2 separate regions of the Homo sapiens genome follow, and region 1 is linked to region 2. A link is a contact called in ENCODE Hi-C or POLR2A ChIA-PET data. All regions are on one chromosome and are shown on one strand. The core of a region is the stretch at or near the end of the contact, and the rest is flanking DNA. Distances in the headings are between cores, read along the strand shown. Region 1 overlaps BALR6 (B-cell acute lymphoblastic leukemia associated long RNA 6). Region 2 holds the start of SATB1-AS1 (SATB1 antisense RNA 1).

Region 1 (7,264 bases), core at 3,830-6,329, 320 kb after region 2:
CATTGGCCCAAAGTTTCCGACCAGGCAACCTGGGTAGTAAGCAACATTGTAGGGCATCTGTGATAATTACTGTGGTAGATTAATTGACAGCCCAATTAATAACTTCCCTGTATTCACACCCTTCACAACGTGACTTTGCAAATCATTCCATCAAGTATTAGAGTTGATTTCCCTACCTTTGAATGGGGACTGGGCTTGAGATTTGCTTTGGTGAAAGAATGAATGGGGGAAGAAGTGACAGGGTGCCAATTCCAAGCCTAGGCCTCAAGAGCCTTTGCATGCTTTCACTCACTCATTCTTTGGACCTCTGCTTTTGCCATGTGATCAATACCAGGATTGTTTATCAGATGATGAGAGATCCTGTAAAGCAGATCCTAGCCTTCCTAGCTAAGGTTTTCTTAGACTATGAAGCTTCTACCTAACCCACCATCTGACCACAGACCCATAAGCAAGTCCAGACACACTCAGCCAAACCTGGCACAGATTAGCTGAACTGCTCAGCTAAAATATGGACCCATTAGAAACAATAAATGGTGTTTTAGCCACTGACTTTTGGGGTGATTTGTTACACAGTAATAGATAAAGGATTCAGCTACCAACTAAAAGTTTCTCTATAATGTACACTTTATCCAAGGAAATGTATTTGAAGCCTCAAATGTTTAGCTATCAACAAATACCAGTGCCTTCTTTTCCTTTCCTTCTTATCTGGCTGGGTAAATGTATACATATTTTTACAGGACAGTGAATTCATCACCAAATATAGCCCTCTGAAAGGAATATAGGTGAAAGTCACTCCATATTTACAGAGAAATTTTATCAGACAAAAGCATCAACAGAAAAGACATGTTTAGTCTCCATTAACTACACAGCTGGACATTCTGGCTGGTCTGGGAGTTCAGCCTTTATTGGTGGGAGGCAATGTGTCAATTCTTCACCTGTATGTCCATCGGCTTTTGGGTCTTGAGGGCCATTGAGTGGAGTCTGATTATAAATTTGCTGCCTTATATCTACTGTATCCCCAAATCTACAGAGAAATAGAGAAATTTCTTGGCAGAAAAGAGAATAGAATATTGATACAGTCATGTGACAATAAAATATATCTAAAGGACAAGTGTGAATGCACCCTTGACCAAATAGTGGGAGGGGGCAGCAGACTCTGAGGGAACTCTCAATTGGTCCTGTCTAAGGGTTAGAGGTGACTCTGGTTTTAAATGCAGCCTTTAATATGCATCAGATTCCATTCTGACAGACTCATCCAGTTACTGGAGTATACCTTGGAGTAAATAGCTCCATGTGCATATATATATTGAAAGAGATAAACAACAAATTATAAATAGAATAAAAACTTAAGGATGGAAAATAAAACATCAACATTTAGAAGGAAATATGGGAGAATTTAGTTAGAATGTTATGTTAGGACATTATCTCCTAAACAAAATGCAAAATTTATAAAATCATAAAGGAAAAGATTCATATATTTGGCTGCATGAAAATTCTAAATTCTGTTCAGTAAAATTACCACATACAAAACTAACAAAAGAAAAGCCATAGACTGTCACACACACATATATAAACACACACACACACACGGAATCTAAATATATGGAAAAGGATCAGTATTCAAAATATACAAAGAATTCTTCCAAATCAATCAGAAAAAGCCAAGTACTCCCAGTGAAAAAATGTGCAGAGAATATTAATAGGAAATTCACACGATAAGAAATCTAAATGATTCACAAAACATAGGAGAAGATATTCAATCTCACTAAATGATTTGTCCACTTTATCTATCTGTTGGCAAAATTTTTAAGTCTGACATTATCAGGTGTTGAGCAGATTGTGGAAAAGTACAAACTATCATAAACTACCAATGGGCATATAAATCTATTGAGCCACTTTGGAGAGTAGTCTAGCAATGACTAGCACAATCCAGCAATTCCACTTCTGGCTATAAATTCTTTTTAAAAACTGTATTGCACATGTACAGAACAAAAAGTTCATCACATCATTGTTTCTAAAAAGAAAAAAAAAGAAATCTAAAATGTCCATCATTAAAGTGTGAGCGAATTAAGTTGCTGTGTTTGTATATAATGAAGTACTATATGGCAATTAAAATAATTTACATTATGTGTATGAATATGGCTAAATCTCTGAAAAGCATAATGTGGAGTGAAAAATACAAATTGCAGTTTCATGCATATGTAAAATACTATATATGAGAAAAATATATACATGTCTAATTTAAATATAACAAATGTATGTGAATAATAAACATAGCACCCATGATTGTGGCTGCCTTTGAGATTGAGAAAGAAGATAACAATGTCAGAATATATTTTAGAAAGACTTAACTGAATCTGGATTGTCTTCATTCTTTCATGAAAAATGAAAAAGATTGAAGCAAAAAAAAGAATACTGGAATATGTTAGTTCTACGTGATAATACATTGATATTTAACTTGTGTTTCTCTATAGTTTTCTGTATTTTAAAAATATTTAATCTTATTGTACAAGAACTTATTAAGCACTGATTAAGTGACAAAAAAAAAAGAAAAGAAAAAAGCAAGAAAAAAAGAACTCAGTTAGCTTCAGGTCCCTGTCTGCTCCGAGAAGTGTTCTGCAAAGTTACAAATGATGCCCGTGCATAAAGAGTTTCATGGTCAACAGAAATTAACATGAAGACCCAGGCTTGGCCTTCAGAGAGCTCCCGCTCCACGGGAAGAACTGACTCAGTTGTGTGTCTATGTAGCAGGTGACCAAAAGCTTCCCAAACTTCCATTTCTAGTAAACTAGGTGCACGGAACTCTGTTTTCACTTTCCTTTACTCCTTTCTGCCACACCTTGCAAGAGCTTCTTAAATTGTGAAATTTCTGACATTCATTTCTGTGAGTATTCTACAAAAGTAAGGATATTTTTGTCATCTTCCAAATGTCCAACACCTTTCTGGTTTTCTTTTTATATGGCTTCTAGATAGATTAACTTTTTTCTACCACGCTGTCTGAAAAGGTTACCATTTCAAAAGCTTTATTCAAGAAGGGTTGTGATAAAAGTGCCCTAAATTTCCACCCTATTGGATTGAGGATGTTGGATAGAAGTCTGAAAAATAGAAATATAGAAGCCAAAAAGAACTTTTTAAAAGGAGTGATAGAAAACCCAGTAGCCTAGTGAAGATCAATAGTACAGTGAAGACAAATGATCCAAGAGGCCAAGTTCACCTTTCCTCCTGGCATCCCTGGTATGTTCCAGGAAGAAAATCGGTACTGCTGAAGAATGGGATTGCCCGTAAATATTTCTTTAAAGCTGAAAGATATGGGGGAGACAGTGTCTTATTTTCACTTTCCCCTGAACTCTCCCCATCCATGTTCAACAGGAGTAGCTGGTGAAAGTGGGTATCAATGTTGCTTATTGGAGATGTTGTAAAGGGGACTCCAGCTTGGAAGGAAGGTTGGATTAGATCACCTCACTGCTTCCTTCTAAATCCATGCTTCTGATCCTAGAACAGGATGTTGCTGACTGAGACTCTGCAGGCTGGAAGCCTCAGAAAATGCACTCGGGTGGGGTGCTGAAAGCAAGTGGAATCTGAGGGAATTTATTTGGGCATTTACCCTGGGACCGCTTTGGAACCAAAGCGAGAGGCTGAGGAAGAGGGGAAAATGACAAGGAAACAATTTCTGAATGTGTGCAGAATCCAGAAAACATGTTTTACTATGTCCTCAGCTGAATTTTTGTCTCCCACTTTCCCTATGCCAAAAATGACCTCACTATATTCTTCACAGAATGAGGCTCATGGTTAGAAGTCTCTTTATACACAACAATAATTTTAGAATGTGATACATGAAGGAAAGCTATCCACCACATTATAGAAAATCCATGGCTTCCCTGTATCTATCAGGTAAAAGAAGTTACCTGAAATGCTCTGTCCTCTTCCTCCTCAGGGGTCAACAACTCACCCAACCCCTACAGCCCTGTCAAGGAGATCACATACAAAACCCACATGCCAGCCTATTTTTCTCCATTAAGCAAAATATCATCATGACATTCACTGAAAAAAGGGGTAAAGGAAGTCTGTGTTTCAGATTTTGTTTCAGTCTTCTGGAATCAAACAAAATAACCCACATAACGGCCTCTGGGGCAAAAAGTGTGCAAAAATGAAGGTTTTAGGAAAACTCCAAATTGGATCAGGCCTGAGACTTAAACTATATACCGTGATTCTTTGGTATTGTTTGGTTTCATCATCTGTCTCCCACTTTGCCCAACTTTTATCAGACAAGACAGGAAGCAGGCACTCTTTATTCTGTATGCACAGTAGCTCTCTCAAAAACATCTTTATTCAGCTTCTTCGCTAATGTCTCCGGCAAAGGCATCAACATGCTTTGTGCAAAATGAATTACTGCTAATTAAAAATCAACAGAAATGAGCATGCAACACTCTGTGCCCCATTAATATTTTAACCAGCAGCATGAGTAATTAAAGCTGCGCTAATTTTTTCCTCTCTCGCACAGCATCTATAACCAGTCAATAAATTACATAAAAAGTACAGGTGTGTTTCGCTGTCAGAGGCATAATATAATGATAAATCGACATCATTTCTCATACTTAACGGTCCCCCATTTGGTGCCAACTAAGAACTTGCTGTTATCTTTGCATTTGTAAATGACACACACGCATGCCACACACACACACACACACACACACAAAATACTAAAAGGGAAGGCCATACGCCAGTACTGGCCCAAGTTCATGGGCTTCAGTTTGTACTTCAAAAGAGGGAAGCTAGTTGTTTGATAAGCAAAGTCTGCTGCCCTATATTTTGTTTCCTCTATTTTTTTTCCTGATGTTCATGAAGAGGGGATATGCTCCCCAGCCCCCAGGAACTATGTCAGAAAGTAAGATGGAGGAAACCATTACCAATTTCTATTATATTTTTCAATGCACATCAAGATTCACACACACACACACACACACACACACAAACACACACACACACACACACACCCTGGTGAGTACAGACCCTAGCCCTCTGCCATTCCCCAGTTCACTAGGCAAACCACTTCTGCTTTTTCCATTTCAATGATTACTCTTTGTAAAGCTTTCTCTTTCAAAAAAAAAAAACCCGATATGTACAGATGTTAAGTGTTGCTCTTTTTTCTTCCATAGAAAACATTAAGAAGTTGTTATTTACTGCTTCCTTTGGAAAGGTTCTAAATTATTTATCCCTCAGTAGTTCTCACTCTTCTTTTCCCAGTTACATTCCTCTTTCTTAGGACCCCTCTTGCCCTCCTTCCACTGGCATCAGCACCACACAAGCCCCCAGGTTGTGCCTAAGAAAAGCACTACCTGTTTCAGGCCTTTCAGAAGGCAGCCAGTAGGTCCTGCTGTAGCTCTACATTTGCCTTCGTTGGTGAAGAGCTAGAGCTCCAACACGGCTTTCTCTAAGAGGCTGACTGTGAATGCAATTCTGAAGGATGGATTCAGCAATTCTGGGCATCCTACAATGTGTCTTCACTTTTCTGCTAAAAAATGAATGTCAGCAGACAGGATGAGAGAGACCATTTTTAATTCAGTATTACTTAAGTCGAAAATACGTCCCTCAATCTTTCCTCCTCTAAGTAGCTTTTTTATTTTTACTAATTAAACAATTGTTTGCTTTGGAGAAGCAGTAAAATACGTTGAGAGTACTTTTAGCCTAAGGCAACTAGATGCCCCAGATATATCAGGCCAGTACCATCTTTTTAATGGACTTTCTTGCTGTCTGCTGCAAACAATCTGGGCAGTGAGATGCTCCAGCTCTCCTGGTCTGTTTCCCCTCCACCCTGTTGCCGTTCCAATGGCCCGGACTCCTTCATGCCTCACATCTGCACCATTAGGCCCCAGAAAGGTGGGCAAGGGGCCCAGTGGCCACAAAACCACTTCTACTCACTGGCAATACTTCAACAACCCTGCTGCCTGCATCACAAAAATCTTCGATGATGTTCAGTTCACAAATCTGGTTAGCTTATTTTAGCCAACTGTACTATCCACAAAAATTAAGGCAATTATTGTTTGCTTTAGGAGGAGTTTGATCTGACAGTCCATTCTGCTCAGAAATTTTGTTTCCCATTATGGTGTGATGATTTTATTTCTCTCTAGCTCTCTCTCTTTTTAAAGATGTGTGTGATTGCTCAGACCCACAGACATACAACATACAAAGGTATAAATTTTACAAGTTAAATACAATTACTTCTATCCAGAATTCTACTAATGTTTGTTAATGACTTGACCTGTCTAAAATACATAGGAGGTAGTTTAAGGTGCGAGAAGGAACAGCAGTAAACAGAGGGGGAAGCTGAGCTCCAACCCTCGGTAATATCAATCACCCTCTCTCCCATAACTCCAAGTGCCAAAGGAAATACAGGAAATCTATGAAAGCTATTCTGCTTTTTTTCTCTGGGAAAATTCTATTTAAGTGGCAAGAGGGGAAAAAGGAAACAAGGAAGGAAGGAGGGGAGGAAGGAAGGAATGAAGGGAGGGAAGGAGGGAGGGAAAGAGGGAGAAGAAGGGGAGGAAAGAAAACACACAAAGCACACATAAGTGCCTCTCAAAATGTGAAAGATTTCTGTTTAATTTTGTTTAAGTGTTCTGTGCTATCAGTTGCTGCTTGAATTAAATGAAAAGCAATTTCAGCGGTAAGCTGAGCCCTTAAATGTAAGAAATAATTTCCACTTTTCCTCAGCTCCAATCCTAAATTAGAAGAGACCCAATAGCTCCAATGAGGCAAAGGTGGAGGTGGGGTGTTGGTTTCCACTGGCCCACCTCCTCAGTGGTCCTCTGGGAAACACTCTTAATAATAGCTCAAGGGCTGAATGGAAAGGAGACATCAAAGCCCATATTTGAGAATCACGAATCTTTCCTCTGTGATTCTTAAAAATATGCTACAGAAAGAGCTTTGACATTGCCTGAAAGAGCCATGTGCTTTTTAAAATCGTGAATTGGATTCTACACTATATCTTTGTTAGCATTTTTTTCACTTAAAAGTGTTTTAAATGAATTCCTCTTGCAGAATTTTATTCTTCCTTTGGATGCTCAATTTTCTAAGAAAGAAAGTAAATCCTGCCAACTTTTCGTTACACATGATAATGAGAGAGGGACATCATGGGCAAGTTACATTTATAAATAATCCTAAATTCCCCTTCTATGCAATGGTTTGAGCAAAAATTTGATCAAAATTGTTTTTAAAAACGTTTTAAAGAGAGAAGATAATAGTTCTATTTGTAGTTCCACTTATT
Region 2 (6,784 bases), core at 1,800-4,299:
TTTCTTCTAATATTTAGTAGGCAATATTTTATTGTCTATTCTTTTAAGGAAATAACCAGTGCAGCTTTTGATACCAGCTACTATTATTGGCCATTTGATATGTTCCAGATTTGTCTTTCAGTCATTTAAGTCACATTTGGACTTGTTAAAAAAATCTAGTAGCACAAATGTATTATTGTGTTAGTTCATTTGAGGTGCTACAACAAATTATCTTTGACTGGGTAATTTATAAGCAACAGAAATTTATTGCTCACAGTTCTGGAAGCTGAGGAGTCCAAGATTACAGCACCAGCAGATTCAGTATCTGGTGAAGGCTCACTCCTTGCTTCACAGATGGCACTTTTGTTGCTGTGTCCTCACACAGTGGAAGGGGCAAGGTAGCTAGATTCAGCCTGTCTTACAAAGGCACTCCTGTCACTCATGAGGGTTGAAGCCTTCATGACTTAATCACTTCCCAAAGGCCCTACTTCTTAATACCATCACTTTTGATATTAGGTTCTAACACATGAACCCCAATATTGGGGGAACACTAACATTCAGACCATAGCAACTAACCAAATAATCCAGATTAAATGCCCCTTTCTTCTGAAAAATGATCTTAGCCTTGTGCTATGAAATTTGTGGCCAACTACAATATTTTATTAACATCTGAGCTGTAAGGCTTAAGAGTTTATCAAACTATGTCATTTAATGCACTGCACCCAGAATTGCATAATTCTGTATTCTAACAGAGCCCATGTGCTTTCTATACAAGACTATTGGGAGGAAAAAGCAAATTCAAAAAATGAGGGGCAAAATGGTCTCGGTTCAACTCAGAGGAGCATATCATACTTTCAGTTATAGGGGCTTGGCTGATAACTTGGGGAAGCAGATGAGTATATAAGAGTGTAAGAAAGAAAAAAAAACCTTTTTTAAAAATTTCAAATTTCTGTTCAGCTTCATTTCAGGCTTTCAGAATTGGAAAATCAACTGCCTGCTACAATAAATTACTGTTAAGCAGTAATTAAATACCGAGAATGTATTTTTTTCCATTCCAAACCTGATGTCTTTCTCAGACACAGATATTGTTACTGGTTAGGAAATGCAGCATTTTGGTAAATTAAGGCAGGAGGATTTAATGTCTCCTGGGACCTGTGGGGACAGAAAGTGATCCAAGAAGGAAAACGTTTTACTATGTTTTGCTCATTATAATCATTTATACCTTTTTGCTTTGCTTTACAAAACTAGGAGTTGTGGTGGGCACTTGTATCTTTAAAAAGGAGGGTTGGTTCCCTAAAAGAACCCTAATTCATAATTTTAAAAAATTCCTATATGTTTGGAATTGTGGTCTCGGCATAAAATGATGATCAACTGAAAAAAGATGAATAACTTCCAGTGAATTCAATAACCATGGATGAGGGGAAAAAAGCAGCATGAATACATGCTGTATTCTCCTTTATTTAGAAAAAGCACACAAAAATACAGCAGAGTTGATGTGTTTGTCACCAGGGCTTGAAAGTCGAATCAACCACTGTGTAAAAGATAAAATAAGACTGCACGGATATCAGGATTTTCCCAGCGTGCTTTATTCATAGCCATCTGACACAACAGGACCTAACAGAGCTTTTAGGAAAAACTGAATTCTCAGCCCACAATCACTTTCCAGGAACTTCCCTGCAAACAGTGCTGTGCGCTGGCAGGATGGAAATCTTAGCAATCTCCCTCCTGCTTCCATAGTTTCCTCCTCTCTAAATAAAATTATTTATGGGGACTTAATGAGAGAGCAAGCCTTGTGTGAAAGGAATTCAAGAAAGTGCGGCTTCTAAAAATACACCTAGGCAGCTCTACAGTCCTTATTGTTACAACCTGACGTTTTGCAGTTCATGCCATGAACCTAACTACACTTCTTGCCAAATACACACAAGCGTACAAAGAAGAGGAAAAGTAAAAACTATGTTACTATGTTTTATCTTTCTGCAATCCCTTTGAGTAAACAGTAGTAATTTTCTGTTGACATACTCAATGCAAATTTCCCAAAGGCTACACAATACAAAACAAAAGACCTGTTAGCTTCCTCAGAGCTGGGGGGAGGAGAGGCAGGGGGAGAGAAATAAAGTTGATGGAGCTCCAGTTTCTCCTAAGCCTGCAGTCCTGAGCCTCCAGTCACCCTAGTCTTTTTGTAGAGATTTTTTGAGTTTCAGTCTCCACTTGGGAAGGTTCCTTGGCCCCTTCTCTCCCAATGTCAATAAAACCCTCATCTCTCCCGCTTTGCCCCCAGCTTTTTGGGGAAATTGGACCTTGCCTAGGCGTCTTGTTCCAGTGGGTTGAAAAGTACAGCTGGTGATGTGAGGATAAATATTTAAACTAATGGGCTGGGTCACAGCGTGGGGGTCTTCAAGAGAGGGCCTCCTCCTCCTTCCGCCACGTGCTCCTCACTTGGGGTGCAGGGCTCCTGGACAAGGGGCTAAGACGGACGAGGGTGGGATGAAGGGAGATGGACAGACCAGACTGTAAGTGAAGGAGGCCCTCTAGGAAACATCGTCTCGACCGAACATTGACGGAGAAAAAAAAAATGGCCCAAATGCCCCTAGTGGGGAAGCATACACCCCACGCAGGCTGGGTTGGGGTGGGGGTGCTTCGCGGCCTCTCACCTGACTTCCTCCTCCGCCTGCACACACACTACAGTAACCCCCTCTACTCACCCCCCAAAACCCAGCCAAACAACAAGCAACAAGAGGAAGCCGCAGGCGACAAGAGGAGGAGTGCGCGTGTTGGGGGCCCCCGGAGAGGTGAGGGGGCAGGGTTGGCGGGCGACGAGAACCGCGCCGCGCACCCCAAGCGCACCCCCAAGCGCCCACACTTACCCCTCGAGGCTGAGGGTCCTGTCTTCCGCGCCAACCCCCGTGTGCGCCCCCTGGCCCGCCCTCGCCCCTCCGGCCCGCCGCCCCCCACACCCCGGCCGGCGCGCTGGGAGGGAGCCCGGGAGCGGTGCGCAGCAGCGGCGGCGGCGGCGGCGGCTCGGGCTCGGCTCGGCTCGGGCTTCAGTGCGCCTAGTGTCGCCAGCGGCCGCCGAGGCTCCCACCGCCAGGGGGAGAAGCCGGGCGGGCGCTGGGGAGGCGGGCCGGGCCCTGGCCGCCCCGCTGGCCAGCCCGCGCCGCACAAGCTCCGAAGCGGCGGCTACGCGGGGTCCGCCGAGCCCCCGGGCGCAGCGTGCCCGGTCCGAAGCGCCACGTCTGGATGCGCGTCCCGGGTGGCTGCGGGCTCCCGCGGGGGACGCCCCGGCCGCTCCGGTGCGCCTCCAGACTGCAGGCGCCGCGACCGACGAGACGAGAGCAGCTCCCGCCGGCCCCTTCCCCCTCCCGCCCCCGCCGCCGCCCCCTCCCCCTTCTCCCCCCCCCGCCCGTTAACATCTCCTCCCTCCCCCTCCTTCTCTTCCTTCCCTTGGCCCCGCGCGCTCGCTCGCTCGCTCCTCGCCTCGCTCTCCCCTTTAAACGCCCACTTCGTATGGGGAAAGAGGACAACTTGAAGTCAAGTTGCAATTAACTTCCGCGGCAGCCGCAGCTCCGGCGGCGGCGGCGGCGGCAGGAGAGGCAGAAGCCGCCGCCTCGGAAGTCCGACGCCGGCGCGCCCGCCCGGGGAGCCGTTCTTGGTTTCAGGCCCGCACTCGACAGCCACCGCCGCCCCCAACGTCCATGCCTGAGTGAGTTCTGCTCTTTTGCCTCCCTTTTCCCCTTGCTACTCTTGCTGTTTTATCTCTGTCCCTCTTTTTCCGGAATCAATCCAAACTTCTCCGTAGCACCCACTCCTCGTCCCCTATTGGGGCGGCTGGGCTCCCCTCTCGTGGGCGCAGGGCTTCAACGGTCTTCCGAGCCCCTTTTCTCACGCAGACGGACCTTGGAGGGGTGGGCTGGTAGAGTAGGGGAGAGCGGTCGGGATGGGGGATTTGAAGATGCCATTCGTTTTCTGTCTGGGTGTGGACACACCACCACACCTGCCCAATAGACCCTGGCTGAACAAACTCCTTCAGGTCACCGGTATGGCCCCTTTTAGAAAAGGAAAGGGGAGTGGAAAAGACCGAAGGAAGCAAATGGGGAAAAGGGGAGCCTCTCGGTGCGTTCTGGAGCCGGGCGGGCAGTAAGGTGCCTGGAGGAGTGGGCTGCGGGAGTGGTAATGTTCCCCCACCGGATCGCGAGTCTGCTCAGCATCCTTTCCCGGTCCATCTCCGCCTCCCTCCGCTCCCTGCCTGCGCGGCTGATTGTAAGCATCGGCGAAGAGGGGCCTGGGAAGTTTGTGGCAACTTCTGCATCCCGGGAGCTACTCGGGCGCCGGGGCGCTCAAGTTGGAGCCCGGAGTTTGAAAGCCGCGGCACTCCTCATTTCGAGCCCTCGCTGGCTGTAGCGAGGCCGGTCCTGGAGAGGCTGCTGGCGTGAATGTGGGTTTGGAGTTGGGCAAGAGGCAGAAGAAAGGGCCGTCCTCTTAGCAGGGGCCGGGACATCACAGGTGCAGCCTCGCAGTCCACACCGTGTTTCCCTCCTGCTGTCCAGACCCGAGCGCGGTGGCCTTTTCCTATTGCTCCAGTGCTAAGGCTCCCGGGCCGGCAGAACCGGGGTTTGGGAAACCACGACGAGAAGGACGAAGCAGGCAGGTGGCAGGTCCGGGGAGTGCCACGTGCTTACTGGGGAAACGCAGTTTCCTCTTGGGATGACCTCAGAAGACCAACAGGGGAAAGGGGCATAGGGATCTCCTTGAAAGTTTTGGCCTTGGCCTCCACTGAGGTGTTGCAAATTTCACTAACAAATGTCAACCACAGGGTCCTCTCTCAAAGTGTCCTGGTTGGCAACTTTGACCTCTGCGCCCTTCCTTGGCGAACTTTCTCAGTGGCATTCCGGACTTACAAGCAAATGTTCTAAGACTTGGACTCCACATGGTTATAAAAGAGACAGGGAAAACAGAAGGATGCCCTATTCCCCAGAGAGAACCTTACTGCTCTGACTGACTGGGTTTCCATGTTTGCATCCTTGGAGGCCAGGGGACCTGACTTTCTCAAGGGGGTGGCGGGTAGGGTAAGAATGAGTAAAATGTTACCGCTCGGTGTCAGGTTTTGTCCTAAGCAATCTGAAATTTACGGTGTTTGTACTGCTGACAGAGTAACTCATCCCGTTGAAACTTAGTTGAAATTTACACTCTATCCAAAGTGGATTTTTCTGAGATGTCAGGAATGTGAGATTTATTCTGTGGTCAAATGTAGCTGCAAAAATCAAAAACAAAAACCCATACTTTAAGTCTGAAGAAAACCAAGGTTGAGGTGTTTGCTCTAAAAACCTCTCATCTCCTGTATGGTACTACTGCTATGATTTAGCAGTAGTCCTCTATTTCTATTGCATATTATTTTCTTAGAACAGTAGTACATTCATATACTGGCTGCTCCAGTCTGCTGGCAAACATTAGCATTCAAGCTTACATTTTTGACAAATGTGCAGACAGGAATAGCATGAATAGGCATCTTAAATATTAACAACCTAAGCATCTGTTGTGAAACAAATTTAATATATTTACTCTGTTTTTCTCACATTGTTAGAAAAGGTTATAATAAGTGCATAATTTCAACTTTAGTTAGCAGAAGTAACTGGCTGTATCTTTCACTACCTCTCCAAGTGTTTATTACACAATCATCAGACATAAATACTTTAATTAACTTGGTTAAGCACATTATTAAATACACTGTAGACAATGTGTATACTATATAAAATGTAACAGTAGCAAACTATGTATTCTATTTGTACACGTTTTAAATGACTATGCATTTTATAAATATACCAAATATGTTTATTCTTCATCTTCATTTGACACTTACTACTTCATAGTTTTTTCTAATGAAAACAATATTTTAAATGTAGAGTTGTTCAGTCATAGGTAATACATAATATTTAAACAGTAGCTATAAAATACAAGGCATTGTCAAATTTGGATAATGCTACATCTAACATTATACAAGAGAAATAAAATTACAATTCAATTTTGTATTTATTTCTGAATAATGAATATAAATAATATATGAAAAAATAACGAATAGGGATTTCCCTCCTAAAGTACTACCTCCTTAAAATTTGGTGGGAGGGCAGGATGGGGGGCGGGGGGAAGATAGAGAAAGAAGACCTAAATAACTTCCAAAAGTCTGAATAGTTATTTCCAGAATCAATGCATTCCTCACTTTCCCACAAGCTGAAATATGTAATAAATAATAGTTCTTTGTATGTAAAAGTATTCAAAAGGAATGTTTTTTGTTCAGATTTGTAAGAAATTAATATATTCTTTGGTTGATAATCTACAAAAGTAGTTCTTTTGTCTCCCAGCATCTTAAGAACGACAACAAAATGAATATTGGTTTATTTCTGCAAAGAAATCTGTTGCCAGCTATATGAACCTGTGATTAAATAAGACATGATATGCTGAGTGATGGTAAAGAAATACTACATTAACTTAGTAAAGACTAAAATATCTGGAGGAGAATTTTTAGTTCTTTTTCATATGACAGGTTGTGGATTGTAAATTAGGCCTAAAAGGTCAGGTGACAGGCACCTGTTCCTCATTATTGTAAAAATATTTTGGTTACAAACACTGTTAAGCTAAACACAACATGGATATACAGCAGGGACTCTATAAAGCACTCTAGTGGGTTTTCATCTGTTCTGTAAATTTCCAAAAGGGCTATACATAGATATGCCCTTTACACACATAGTTTCTTCCATACATATTGTCTTGGATGGCTGTAATTAATATATTAGCACTTGGAATTGATGAAGTA

The links. A loop is a pair of places that touch in the nucleus more often than their neighbours do. ChIA-PET counts read pairs that join two places held with the same protein, here RNA polymerase II (POLR2A). Pooled maps may share reads with other maps.
Region 1: a loop to region 2 is called in a map of B cell, with 7 times the contacts of the local background. The contact joins the enhancer-like site here to the promoter of SATB1-AS1 in region 2. A Hi-C loop is called at or near these places in 1 of 168 maps with a recorded cell type or tissue (B cell) and 4 of 50 pooled maps. POLR2A ChIA-PET finds 5 or more read pairs at or near these places in 2 of 52 experiments (OCI-LY7 and SK-N-SH).

Annotation. Positions count from the first base shown.
Region 1 is chr3:18,125,471-18,132,734 of GRCh38, reverse strand. The region is part of intron 4 of BALR6 (B-cell acute lymphoblastic leukemia associated long RNA 6); the gene reads right to left. Among named protein-coding and RNA genes, the nearest start is that of BALR6, 170 kb to the right of the region's middle. RefSeq lists an enhancer at 3,990-4,865. Within about 2 kb of position 5,079, at least 3 of the 41 ENCODE cell types and tissues checked have a DNase peak (open chromatin) inside an H3K27ac peak, as active enhancers do; they include B cell and OCI-LY7, where a contact is called at or near this core.
Region 2 is chr3:18,441,502-18,448,285 of GRCh38, reverse strand. SATB1-AS1 (SATB1 antisense RNA 1) reads right to left here and starts at 3,049. Exons shown (of 7, transcript NR_125803.1): 1 at 2,844-3,049. It also overlaps a transcript of SATB1 not described here. RefSeq lists a silencer at 2,924-3,143.